Linked DNA regions of Homo sapiens: all the other regions are linked to region 1. Evidence: read pairs that join two places in POLR2A ChIA-PET (ENCODE). Cell type or tissue: GM12878. All regions are shown on one strand.

What was found. Peaks named below come from ENCODE experiments on the same cell type or tissue, not always from the same donor. Only the 100,000 strongest peaks of a DNase experiment are listed, where the experiment ranks them.
Region 2: POLR2A ChIA-PET joins it to region 1 with 6 read pairs; 4 of 35 experiments call an interaction of 5 or more read pairs at or near these places.
Region 3: POLR2A ChIA-PET joins it to region 1 with 9 read pairs; 4 of 35 experiments call an interaction of 5 or more read pairs at or near these places.

Annotation. Positions count from the first base shown.
Region 1 is chr19:42,363,633-42,367,632 of GRCh38, forward strand. All of the region lies in intron 35 of MEGF8 (multiple EGF like domains 8), which reads left to right. Among named protein-coding and RNA genes, the nearest start is that of MIR8077, 15 kb to the left of the region's middle. In GM12878, no CTCF peak of the experiment used is centred here; DNase peaks (open chromatin) are centred at 229 and 1,739.
Region 2 is chr19:42,509,003-42,513,002 of GRCh38, forward strand. CEACAM1 (CEA cell adhesion molecule 1) reads right to left here. Exons shown (of 9, transcript NM_001712.5): 6 at 3,348-3,477; 7 at 2,574-2,626; 8 at 1,887-1,918; 9 at 1-226. The coding sequence ends at 107. All of the region lies in intron 2 of LIPE-AS1 (LIPE antisense RNA 1), which reads left to right. Among named protein-coding and RNA genes, the nearest start is that of CEACAM1, 17 kb to the right of the region's middle. RefSeq lists an enhancer at 3,395-3,584. In GM12878, no CTCF peak of the experiment used is centred here; no DNase peak of the experiment used is centred here; H3K27ac peaks cover 1,070 bases.
Region 3 is chr19:42,496,046-42,500,045 of GRCh38, forward strand. The region is part of intron 2 of LIPE-AS1 (LIPE antisense RNA 1); the gene reads left to right. Among named protein-coding and RNA genes, the nearest start is that of CEACAM1, 30 kb to the right of the region's middle. In GM12878, no CTCF peak of the experiment used is centred here; DNase peaks (open chromatin) are centred at 735 and 1,556; H3K4me3 peaks cover 548 bases; H3K27ac peaks cover 1,773 bases.

The DNA.
Region 1 (4,000 bases):
TAATGCTTCTTCCTTCAACCTCCCAAACCTTTTCTGCTTCCCTCCTCTCTCTCTTTCTCTCTCTACTTATGGAACTTTTGGTTATAAGAAACAGACACTCCCTCGAGCTGGTTTTGTTATAAGGAAGTGTGGGTATTTGATGGACTCTGAGAGCAGGAAGTGTTTCTGCTCTGTTGCTCTCAGGCCACATGACCCGTAATCTCAGCTGTTCTCCACACTTCTCCATTGTCGGGTTTCTGTCGGTCTGATAGTCAACACACATGGCCTCAGATTGCAGCCTTGACTCCCAGTCTAGATGCCTTCTAATTCCAGAGACCACGTTCATCTCTGTGTTTGTCGGTTAGCTCACATTCTCGAGGAGAAACTCTGACTTAGTGCACGAGCTACATGTCCAGCCTTGGTGTAGTGGGATGTGGCCAGGGAGGGCTAGGAGCACGTGGTTCAAACGTGGCACGTCAGATCTAGGCCTCTTCTAGGCTGTGGGGTGGAGAGATGATTCCTGAAGGTGGGTGTGGCCTAGGCAGGCATGTGTGTACCCGTGACAGTCCACCCCTTGGAGTGCCTGGCACATGCTCTCTTGTTTCCAGAAACTCCATTCCAAAGACGCTTCCACCTGACATGATTAAACTGTCGTGGTGGCAGACAAAGGCATTCGCACCCCACCCCACTGCCCCCCCGTGGGAGATAAGACACATTCACCTCCCACTGTCACATGTGGAAGCAATGTCACTCAGCCAGAGCCCACTCCTCATTCATACCTCGATTATGCAAGACCCAATTGAGGCAAAACTGCTCACCATCCGACAACCCATGAACTAAGTGATCAGTCCAGCCACCACCCAGACACTAGTAGACAACAGTGCAGGGATGTGGGACACTTGCCATTTTGAGAGGTGGACTAAAGAAACCAACAGCACTTCGTGGAAATTCGAGACCAGGAGGGCAGGGTGTGGAGGACCAAGAATCCCACAGACCTTGGCATCCAGTGCCAGGAGCCCTGCCTGGGAGTGGTACATTAGCTCTCACCCGGAGGTAGTTTGCCTTGCGATCAAAAGCTCAGGCTGTGAAGTCAGTGGGATCTGGGTTTGACTCCAACTTGGCCACTTCCTGGCTGTTTGACTTTGGATGAGTGACTTCCCCTCTCCAAGACCTCAGGGAGAGTTTGCTAAAATGGGAATCATTTCACTAGATCCTGTCCCCTAGGGAGGTTGTACCAGTTAAATGGGGGAGAATTTACTTAGAGCATAGAGCAATGCCTGCCATTCAGGAAGCACTAAAAAATGGCTAATGATCATGATCATTGTTACTGTAATGAGCAGTGGTGAGAGGGCCAATCTGGCTGACCCAAGTCCTGCCACTGGGAGGATTCCCAGTCTCCACTGTATGGGACACACCAAGAGGGTGGCTGCGGGAGTTCCCCATGGGGGCTGTCAATGTGGCCAGAAGGGCAGAAGCCCCTGTGATTTTGGTCTGTGGTAAGCAGAGGCCTCTCGTCTCCAAGCCTGGGATCCTAATGGTAGTATGGGTTCTCCCCAGATATTATTGAAATTTCCATCATTTATCTTTGTGGGAGCTCCAGGGAGCAGAAGGCATACCCACAGTCCTGCGGGCATGCGCTGTTCCCCCAGCCTCTCGGTGCTTGCCAAGTTCTCACACGCCTGAAGAGCTGGGGCAGCTAAGGAGATGGGGGAGTGGCCAGGAGGGTGGCAAGGGGAAGAGGTGGGGCCAGTGAATTGGAGAGCACAGCCTGTCCCCAGGGGCCAGATGAGCATTGTTGATGGTGTATGTGAATGTGAGAGGGGACTTTTACCAGACTTTCTATGAAACCTCCTAGCTTTAAAGTGATGGCTTAGCTGGGTGGGGTGGCTCAGGCCTGTAATCCCAACACTTCAAGAAGCTGAGACAGATTGATTACTTGAGGCCAGGAGTTCGAGACCTGCCTGGGCAACATAGCAAGACCCTCATCTCTACAAAAAAAAAAAAAAAAAAATTAGCCAGGCATAGTGGTGTGTGTCTGTAGTCCCAGCTACTTGGGAGGCTGAGGTGGGAGGATCACTTGTGTCTGGGAGGTTGAGACTGCAGTGAGCCATTATTACAGCACTGCACTCCAGCCTGGGTGACAGAGCGAGACCCCGTCTCTAAAAAAAAAAAAAAAAAAAAAAAAAATTAGGCCAGGTGCAGTGGCTCACACCTGTAATCCCAGCACTTTGGGAGGCTGAGGTGGGTGGATCGTGAGGTCAGGAGTTCAAGACCAGCTTGACCAATATGGTGAAACCCTGTCTCTACTAAAAATACAAAAATTAACCAGGCATGGTGGCAGGTGCCTGTAATCCCAGCTACTCGGGAGGCTGAGGCAGGAGAGTCGCTTGAACCTGGGTGGCAGAGGTTGCAGTGAACTGAGATCGCACCACTGTACTCCAGCCTGGGTGACAGAGTGAGACTCCGTCTAAAGAAAAAAAAAGAAGTGTTGGCTTAGATTCCACCGCACAAATCAAACATAATAGGCGTGCAGGTGATACCTGTTATGATTTGGCTCAAGGGCTGCCTGATTCTAACCATCCCGCATTGTTCTTTTTTTCTTTTTTTGAAACAGAGTCTCGCTCTGTCGCCCAGGCTGTAGTGCAGTGGCATGATCTCGGCTCACTGCAGTCTCCACCTTCCAGGTTCAAGTGATTATCCTGCTTCAGCCTCCCAAGCATCTGGGACTATAGATGCACGCCACCACACCTGGCTAATTTTTGTATTTTTAGTAGAGACTGGGTGTCACCATATTGGCCAGGCTGGTCTCGAACTCCTGACTTTGTGATCCACCTGCCTCGGCCTCCCAAAGTGCTGGGATTACAGGCATGAGCCACCACGCCTGGCCCAGCATTGTTCTTTTTAATGGCTTTGGCCTGTGAGTCTGGGGCAGGCAGCGGAGACACTCCTTCTCTGGTCTGCCTCCTTCCTCTCATCCTCCCTCCCTCTCTTCAGCGAATTTATCATTGAGCACCTTCTTTCTGCTGGGTGCTTTGCTAGGCAGTGGGGAATGTCAGCAGATGAGCTAGAGTCCTGCTCTCAGAACTTATGTTCATACACCTTTTCCATGAACTCAGGAAATGCAGTGTATGGTGTTGGGCATCTTTGCATTTGGTCACTAGGGAGATTACAGCAGAAAGTGCTGTCCAGGACTGAGGATTCAGGGTTCTCTACCCCTCCCAGATTGTCCCACCATCTGCCAACAAGTGCCCTAAATTTAGATCTGGAAGCCCAGCCCAGCAGAGAATTTGCCTCTGGCAGTTCAGCAAGTCTCAGTGATTTGCAGGCCCCTCAGTGGGCTCAGAGCTCCAGCCACAGCAGTCAGGGTTTTCTATTTCAGGATTCCATGGTTGCTTTGCCTTTTCCTAAGTGCTTTCAGGCAGCCGGCCCAAATTAACCTCTTTCCTCTTATTCTTCACTTATGGCCCAAGCAATAAATAAAGTGCCTTATACACTGAGGTAAGTTCCCAAGAGCCTGAATCTCATTGTGCACGTTTTTGGGGTCCTGACATACAAATATGGCTTGTGAGTTGCTACCCAGCCCCTAACCAAGGACTCTTCAGGTTCTCAGTGTGGGGTAAGAGAAGCCTTTTTGCCTCAGCAGCCACATTTGTTCTTTTTCTTGTCTTTTCTTTCTTTCTTTTTTTTTTTTTTTTGAGACGGAGTCTCGCTCTGTCATCCAGGCTGGAGTGCAGTGGCGCGATCTCTGCTCACTGCAAGCTCCACCTCCCGGGTTCACGCCATTCTCCTGCCTCAGCCTCCTGCGTAGCTGGGACTACAGGCGCCCGCCACCACGCCTGGCTAATTTTTTCTATTTTTAGTAGAGACAGGGTTTCACCATGTTAGCCAGGATGGTGTTGGTCTCCTGACCTCGTGATCCGCCCGCCTCGGCCTCCCAAAGTGCTGGGATTACATTTTTCTAAGAAACTGTGGTTTGCAACCCCACTCCTGATACTCTTTTCTGTCTCCTTCTGGGAACATT
Region 2 (4,000 bases), 150 kb after region 1:
TGTTTCTGTCCCCACCCCTCTACCCCTACAGGGGAAAGGAATCTCCTAGTGATGAGGGTGAGAGACTTGAAATACATCAGCACTGCAGTGAGCAGGACAGGTTTCATTACTGCTTTTTTACTTCTGAATAAATTATTTCTGTGGCTGTTAGGGATGGGGAGGCTGAAGTTGGTTGTGTGGGTTGCTGGGCTTCAAAGTTCAGGGTAGAATAAGTAACTTCATTCATCTGAAAAGCACAAATAATGATCAGTTAAGTCAGTGACACAGGGCAGGGCCTCACCTTGCCTGGTGTGATTCAGCACCACAAGCTGTTACCATTTTGAAATTTTAGCTCTGGAGAAGGGCTTTTGTTGTTACCCATTCTCTGCTTGCTGACCTCCTGATGAATGATCATTAGAAGAGAGAAATTATGGTATATATGCAATGGGATAGGATAATGCAGCAATGAGAACCAGCAAACCACAAATACATACAATATGGATGAGTCTCACAAAGCAATGTTGAAGAAGCCACATATAAGGATATGTTTTATTTCTCCTTTAGATAGGAACAAAACCAAGCAATACTAATCTGGAGCATTAGAAGTCAGGATAGTGGTTACTCCTCTTTGGAGGGAAGTGACTGGTAGAGTTTTTTTTTTTTGCGACGGAGTCTCGCTCTGTCGCCCAGGCTGGAGTGCAATGGCACGATCTCGGCTCACTGCAAGCTCTGCCTCCCGGGTTCAAGCGATGCTCCTGTCTCAGCCTCCCAAGTAGCTGGGATTACAGGCATCCACTACCACGCCCGGCTAATTTTTTGTATTTTTAGTAGAACAAGGTTTCACTATGTTGGCCAGGCTGGTTTAGAACTCCTGACTTCTAGTGATCCACCTGCCTTGGCCTCCCAGAGTGCTGGGATTACAGGTGTGAGCCACTGCACCTGGCTGGAAGGGTCTCTTTTTAAGGGGAGGTCATGTAGTATTTCATGATTTGGGTGCTGCTTACCTGGGTGTGTTCAACTTGTGAAAGTTCATACATTGTGAAAGTATAATTATGATTTAGCACTTTTCAGTATGTATGTTTGCTCTATTGAAAAGGTAAAATGAAAACTTCTTTTTTTTTTGAGACAGAGTTTCCCTCTGTCGCCCAGGCTGGAGCGCAATGGCGCAATCTTGGCTCACTGCAAACTCCACCTCCTGGGTTCACGCCATTCTCCTGCCTCAGCCTCCCAAGTAGCTGGGACTACAGGCGCCCGCCACCACAGCTGGCTAATTTTTTTGTATTTTTAGTAGAGCTGGGGTTTCACCATGTTAGCCAGAATGGTCTCGATCTCCTGACCTTGTGTTTCACCTGCCTTGGCCTCCCAAAGTGCTGGGATTACAGGCATGAGCCACTGTGCCTGGCCATAAAATGAAAAATTCTATAAAATTATTATTAAAAAACAGGATCTCAGATCTATTAAAATTGAAATTATCCTTTTGACAATAAGAGCAGGATCAGACTGAAGGTAGGGGAGTGAGAATGATTCAGTGCCTTCCTTTTTTAGGCCATTGTGCTGGGTGCTCTTTGTAGGTTATCTCGTTTAATCCCTTCAACTTCTCTTTGAAGTAGGCAGAATGCCCATTTTACAGATGACAAAGCTGATGATCAAAGAGGTTAAGTTACTTGACAAGGGTCACAGAGCTACTAAGAGTCACATCCAGTATTCAGACACAGGATGGGAATAATTCCAAAATGCATGTTCTTGCTGCAAAGTAGACTCATGGGAGTGATTACAAATACGTCTTTGTTGTTGCACTGAGGAACATTAACCCAAACTTGATGTTACATTGTGTCTTCATGAATAATCAATTCTACACAGAATCATTTCCATGAGAAAATAAGCCCATGAAAACCGGCTATGCTTACCTTGTTAGGTGGGTCATTGGAGTGGTCCTGAGCTGGAGAAGCAAAAGAAGAGTTAGCGATCCATGGAAATGCAAAGCTGACTTCAGGTGATTCTAGCTGAAGGAGGTGGCAGTTGGAGGGTGGGGAGTTTAAGGATCAGTTAAGGAATTTACTTCCCTCAGAGTGTATGGTCCAGACCCAGCATGTTAGTACCAGAGAGGGGGCAGGGGCAGAACCACAGGAGGCCACAATCCACTTGTGAAGAGTTCTACCAGTTCACAAGGCCTTGATTTTTGCCCAGATGTGTTTCTCAGCAACATGCTCCAGTGGCAAGGAGGGGCATTGAGACTTGTAGCACCCACAGCACCCACAAGATAAGGAAAGTCTCACCAAGGGAGAGTGCCCACATCCGTAATAGAGGCAGGAGGCGGAAGGAGTAAGGCTGAGGAAATGGCTCCTGGAAACATGGGATCTTCCTCAGGCCTGCCTGGCCTAGGCAGAGTGAGCCTCTCTCCTCAGATGTGTCTCAGGGGACTCCTGTGGCTAGGAAGGGTGGGAAGACCTATGCCACCTTAGGGTTGGGAAATAGAGATCCTTTCTGTGAAAATTCAGAAGGGAGGGAGTGGTTTGGGAATCCAGGATTCCCTGCCAGGGGAGGGCACGTGGTGGAACATACCAGTTCTCACTGGGGTAAGTGGCTTTACTTACTGTGGTTGGAGACTGAGGGTTTGTGCTCTGTGAGATCACGCTGGTCGCTTGCCCTAAATAAATATCAGAAACTGTGACTGCTATTCCCAAGCACAGGATCTTTGTTCCGTAAGTTAGGAAGGACACTGTGAGCAGGTAATTCCTTAGAGTCCTTGATGTTCATACTGCCTTTCTTCTGAGGGCCTCGTTCTTCAGTCTAACTACAATCCCTTCTAGTGTTTACTCTTTTCCTGTTTGCTGGATGTTCACATTTCATTTCATTCTTTATCAGCTGCTTCTGTGCCTACTTCTATCCTTAAAACCTTTCCCATTTTGTTTTCCGGGGTAGATACTTTTTTTTTTTTCTCTATTTATTGTTCAAGAGGACTTTGGTTGTTTTTGCTTTCTCTTAGGTTCTCTTCCTATGCTATTTCTCCCTCCTCTTCCAATGTGGTCAACAGAGCACATGACTTGCTTTCTCCTGCTGCTTCTTTCATTTTTTCATTTGTTTTCCTTCTTAGACCTTGCTTTCCCTGACTAGGGGACAGAGGAACATACTTGAGTCTCTTCCTCTAGATTAGATGGGGATTGGAATACCCATGTCCAAGAGATAATGGGAGACAGGGAGCACGAAGACCAGGGAAGAGGAAACCTGTGGGAATTAGTGCCGAGAAGCAGGAGTTTAGTGGGAGGAGTATGAGATCCAGGCCCAGAGACAGGCAAAGAATTCTTTCCCTCTCCCAAGCATGGCAGTCAGCCTTGGAGGAAACAGAACAAGAGGAAAGGCCATCATACCTGCCGGTCTTCCCGAAATGCAGAAAACATGCCAGGGCTACTGCTATCAGAGCAACCAGGGCCACTACTCCAATCACAATGCCAGCAATGGCCCCAGGTGAGAGGCCATTTTCTTGTGGTAGAGCATTATCTGTCATGGAGAGAAAAGAGGAGAAGAAATGAAAGTGAAATTATTTTACAATGGGGGCTGGGAAACAACTCTCAGAATGAAGTAGTTTCTAATTGTTCCTTCAAGGAATACAGTTTCGTTGTGGGAAGGTTGCTGGAAGGTGATTAGCTAACTATATCCTTGCAATTTTTTTTTTTCAATCACCATGTTTCTTTTTTTCTTTTCTTTTTTTTTTTTGAGACAGAGTCTTGCTCTGTCTCTCAGGCTGGAGTGCAGTAGCATGATCTTGGCTCACTGCAACCTCCGCCTCCCAGGTTCAAGCGATTCTCCTGCCTCAGGCTGGACTACAGGCACGTGCCACCACACCTGGCTAATTTCTGTATTTTTTTAGTAGAGACGGGGTTTCACCATATTGGTCAGACTGGTCTTGAACTCCTGACCTCATGATCCGCCTGCCTCGGCCTCCCAAAGTGCTTGGATTATAGGCGTGAGCCACTGCGCCCAACCCCAGTCACCATGTTTCTAGGTTGATGATCTCTCTTCT
Region 3 (4,000 bases), 130 kb after region 1:
CCTTCCTTCCTTCCTTTTCTCTTTTAATATATAAAAATTTTTAGCTAATCTTCTGTGTATCAGTCCAATTTTAGTATATGTGTTGCTGAAGCGAGCACAACCCGCTATGTCTTAGAAGGTATTCTAACCCTTTCAGGTTGGGCCTCTAACCCAACTTTGTCCTTTACCCAGGATAAAATGTACCCCAGCACTTACCCAGAGTCAGCCAATTGGTGCTGCATGGATAATTTTCCTTTGGAGTCGGGGGTCTCTCCAGTATTGTCCCTTCATGGTTCTCTGGAAGATGTTATGGGAAATGGGCCCCAATCCAGACCCCAAGAGAGGGTTCTTGGATCTTGCACAAGAAAGAATTCAGGGCAAGTCCATAAAGTGAAAGCAAGGTTATTAGAGAAGTAAAGAAACAAAAGAATGGCTACTCCATAGGTAGAGCAGCCCTGAGTGCTGCTAGTTGGCTATTTTTATGGTTATTTTTTGATCATGTGCTAAATATAGGGTGAATTATTCATGAGTTTTCCAAGGAAGGGGCAGGGATTTCTCAGAACTGAGGGCTCCTCTTTTTTTTTAGACCATATAGGGTAACTTCCAGACATTGCCATGGCATTTGCAAACTGCCATGGTGCTGGGGGGAGTGTCTTCTAGCATGCTAATACATTATAATTAGTGTATAATGAGCAGTGAGAGCAACCAGAGGTCAGTTTCATCGCTATGTTGGTTTTGGTGGGTTTTGACCACCTTCTTTACTGCATCCTGTTTTATCAGCAGGGGATTTGTGACCTGTATCTTGTGTTGACCTTCTAGCTCATCCTGCAGCTAAGAATGCCTAACCTCCTGGGAATGCAGCCCAGCAGATCTCAGCCTCATTTTACCCAGCCCCAGTTCAATATGGAGTTGCTCTGGTTCGAACACCTCTGACAGTATGGAGGGTTTACAATTCTTAAGAAGAGAGAAGTTGCTGAGCTTTAGAGAATAAGCTGAAACATGCATGAAGCACTAATAACTCTTGCCCTGTACTTTGTTACTTTAGTGATAAATTTTACAGCTGGTTCTTTGAATAATTTATATTAATTAAGTTTCTCTGTCTGATGTGAAGTAGCCAGTGAATAAGCAAAGCCTAATTCTCCAATAAAGATAATAAAGCCCTTCTTGAGTTAAATGGAAGTGGGAGAATGTCATGTCTGTTTCTGTCCATTTCCATTCCTGCTCCTTCTCCTCTGGACGAAACAGGGCTGGCTGATGGAATTAACCAGGAAGGCTTCAAATGGGGAAATTGGCTCATTTAAACTCCTGCTAGTATTAAACTGTTCCTCAGTCCTATGTAAGTTAAGACAAAAAAGTTATGAAACTCATGTGAGTTATAGGTATAGGATTCTGTTAACAAGTATATCATATCCAGATAAATATGGGCACCTTAAAAGTAGTTGTCCTGGGAATAAATACACATCTATTCAAAAAATTCTGTCATCATTACTCAAAATATTTTGGTCAACTTGCCATGTAGAGTTACTTTCAAAACCAGTCTGAGGCCTACAAGAAAATCAGTTTCACTTCCTTATAATCACACTTAGGATTTCAGATACTTGCTAGTCTGTTTATGTTTATTGGCCTTTTTTAAATAGTTACCCCTTTTTATTTCTCTAGCCCCAAGCAAGGAAAGCTCTGGGTTCACATAGTGCTCCAAGTACAGGACAAGGCTCACATCATACAGAGCCTAAGCAATGAAGAAAGATTGGCATGCTTCACAAGACTTTGACCTTTAAACAAAGCATGGTCAGTCTGTTTTCTCCAGTGTCCTGTTTCTGCTTTGTGATCCCCTCCCCCACTCTTTTTGTATTAAAGAACCCTTAAACCTGAGGCTGGGGACATGGCCTTGAATTGTCCTCTCAGAGGAAACTGGGAGAATGGGTAGAGCGAGGTACTTCAGAGGTCTCTTTTTCCTTCTGCTCGTGGGTAGTTAGTTAATGATCTACCAGCAGTCCCCACTCTTGGGGAGACTGGGATCATGTTCCAGCCGCACATCACAGCTTAGGGCAGAGGGCACTTTGTACACAGAGGGAGCTGCATCTGACTTTCCTACTTCATCTGTAGAGTCAGTAGCCATCTGTAGTCTTGCATGTTCTCAGTTTTCAGGCTCCGGATATGAAAATGGATCTTTCAATTTTCTTTCTCTCTGACTCTGCTCTGAGGGAAAATGAGGACGTTTACTAGCAGAGGAAAAAGAAATACTGAAGTTTGCAAAAATTGATAGAAAGCTGGGCTCCCTGCTCATCATGCCTCCTTCCTCCCTAGCAGTTTCTAAACCCTCAGAACATTACAGTGAGATTTTAGCTGATGGTACAAACATGTCTACAGGATTTCCTCAAGCTGGGGCTACATTAGAAGGCTTTATACTTTGGCCATCTGACCTGCTTTTCTCTTTTCCAGAGTATTCTACTTTTCACAAATAGGTATGATCTAGGAGTTCAGCCTCCCTCACCCTTCACTAATTGCAGAATAAGCAATGCAGAGGCTGTTCAGAGAGTATCTTATCTGTGGGGAGAGGGAGAGGAAGCACTGGAACACTTGCCAGGGGAGGGACCAGAGGGCATAATTATAAATGAACAACCCTGGAGCAGAATAGGGGATGAGTTAGACACAGGAAGGAAGCTAAAGGAAGCCAGAGAATTTCAGGAATTGAGGGTATCACATGGAGAAATAAAGAGCGAGTTAGACAGAGGCTGTTGGTGGTCCCTACCCTGACACCTGAAAGAACTCCTGATCAAGGCCTACTATGGGCATAGTCTTAGGCTAGGTTTTAGGGATAAAGAGATAAATAAGACACAGTCCTTATTTTACAAGTTTACAGTCTAACAAAAAGGAGATAAATTAACAAATTGGAGGAGATTTTTCAGAATGTGTGGTATTGTGGGCTAGGAGTCTGCTACCATTGCTAATAGCTGGCATTTATTTTTTACCCACCGTCTTCTAAGCATTTTATGCATTAAATAACTCATCAACTCCTGACATCGGCCCCTTGAAGTATATATTACTATTGCTATAATCCTTGTTTTATAGGTAAAGAATCTGAGGCACAGAGGCATTACACATAGCCTGCCTGAGGTCTCACAGCAGGCACTCAGAAGCAGAACTCCAGCACAGGTAGTCTGGTTCTAGAACCTACGCTCACACTAACATAGCTGCTAATAAGTCATGTGGGGAAGCTCTGCCACTTCATGTCTACATGCCTTTGTACCCGCTTGTCTTTCCTTGGCCTGAGATACTCTTCCTTAAAGCCTCTGGTCAACGAGGGACTCTTCTTTGATATCTTCTCTGACTCCTTCTGCCTATCCCAGAGCCATTGCTGCCCTTGGAGCTTACCCAACACTTTGTCATTGTATTCTATTTGTTGGAATGTCTGACTCCTTTTATTATAAGCTTCTGGAGAGCAAGGAATTTTTATTCTCGGAAAACAGTTATAAAAGTAGAGCCAATAATATAATGAGTTTACATGTACTTATCATCCAGCTTCAGTGATGAACATTTCAGTTCAATCTTAGCTCATCTATATTCCCCCTTCCAACCATGAATTATTTTGTAGAAAATCATAGACATCAAATCATTTCATCTGTAGATATTTCAACTTACTCCTAAAATACAAGGGCATTTTAAGAAACAGTATCACAAGCATATCAGAAAACATTATCACAGTAAAAGATTATTTCCTCCTTGGCTGGGCGCGGTGGCTCACACCTGTAATCCCAGCACTTTGGGAGGCCAAGGCAGGTGAATCACAAGGTCAGGAGATCGAGACCATCCTGGCTAGCACAGTGAAACCCCGTCTCTACTAAAAATACAAAAAAATTAGCCGGGTGTGGTGGTGGGAGGCTGAGGCAGGAGAATGGTGTGAACCTGGGAGGTGGAGCTTGCAGTGAGCGGAGATCACGCCACTGCACTCCAGCCTGGGTGACAGAGCGAGACTCCATCTCAAAAAAAAAAAAAAAAAAAAAAAAAGATTATTTCCTCC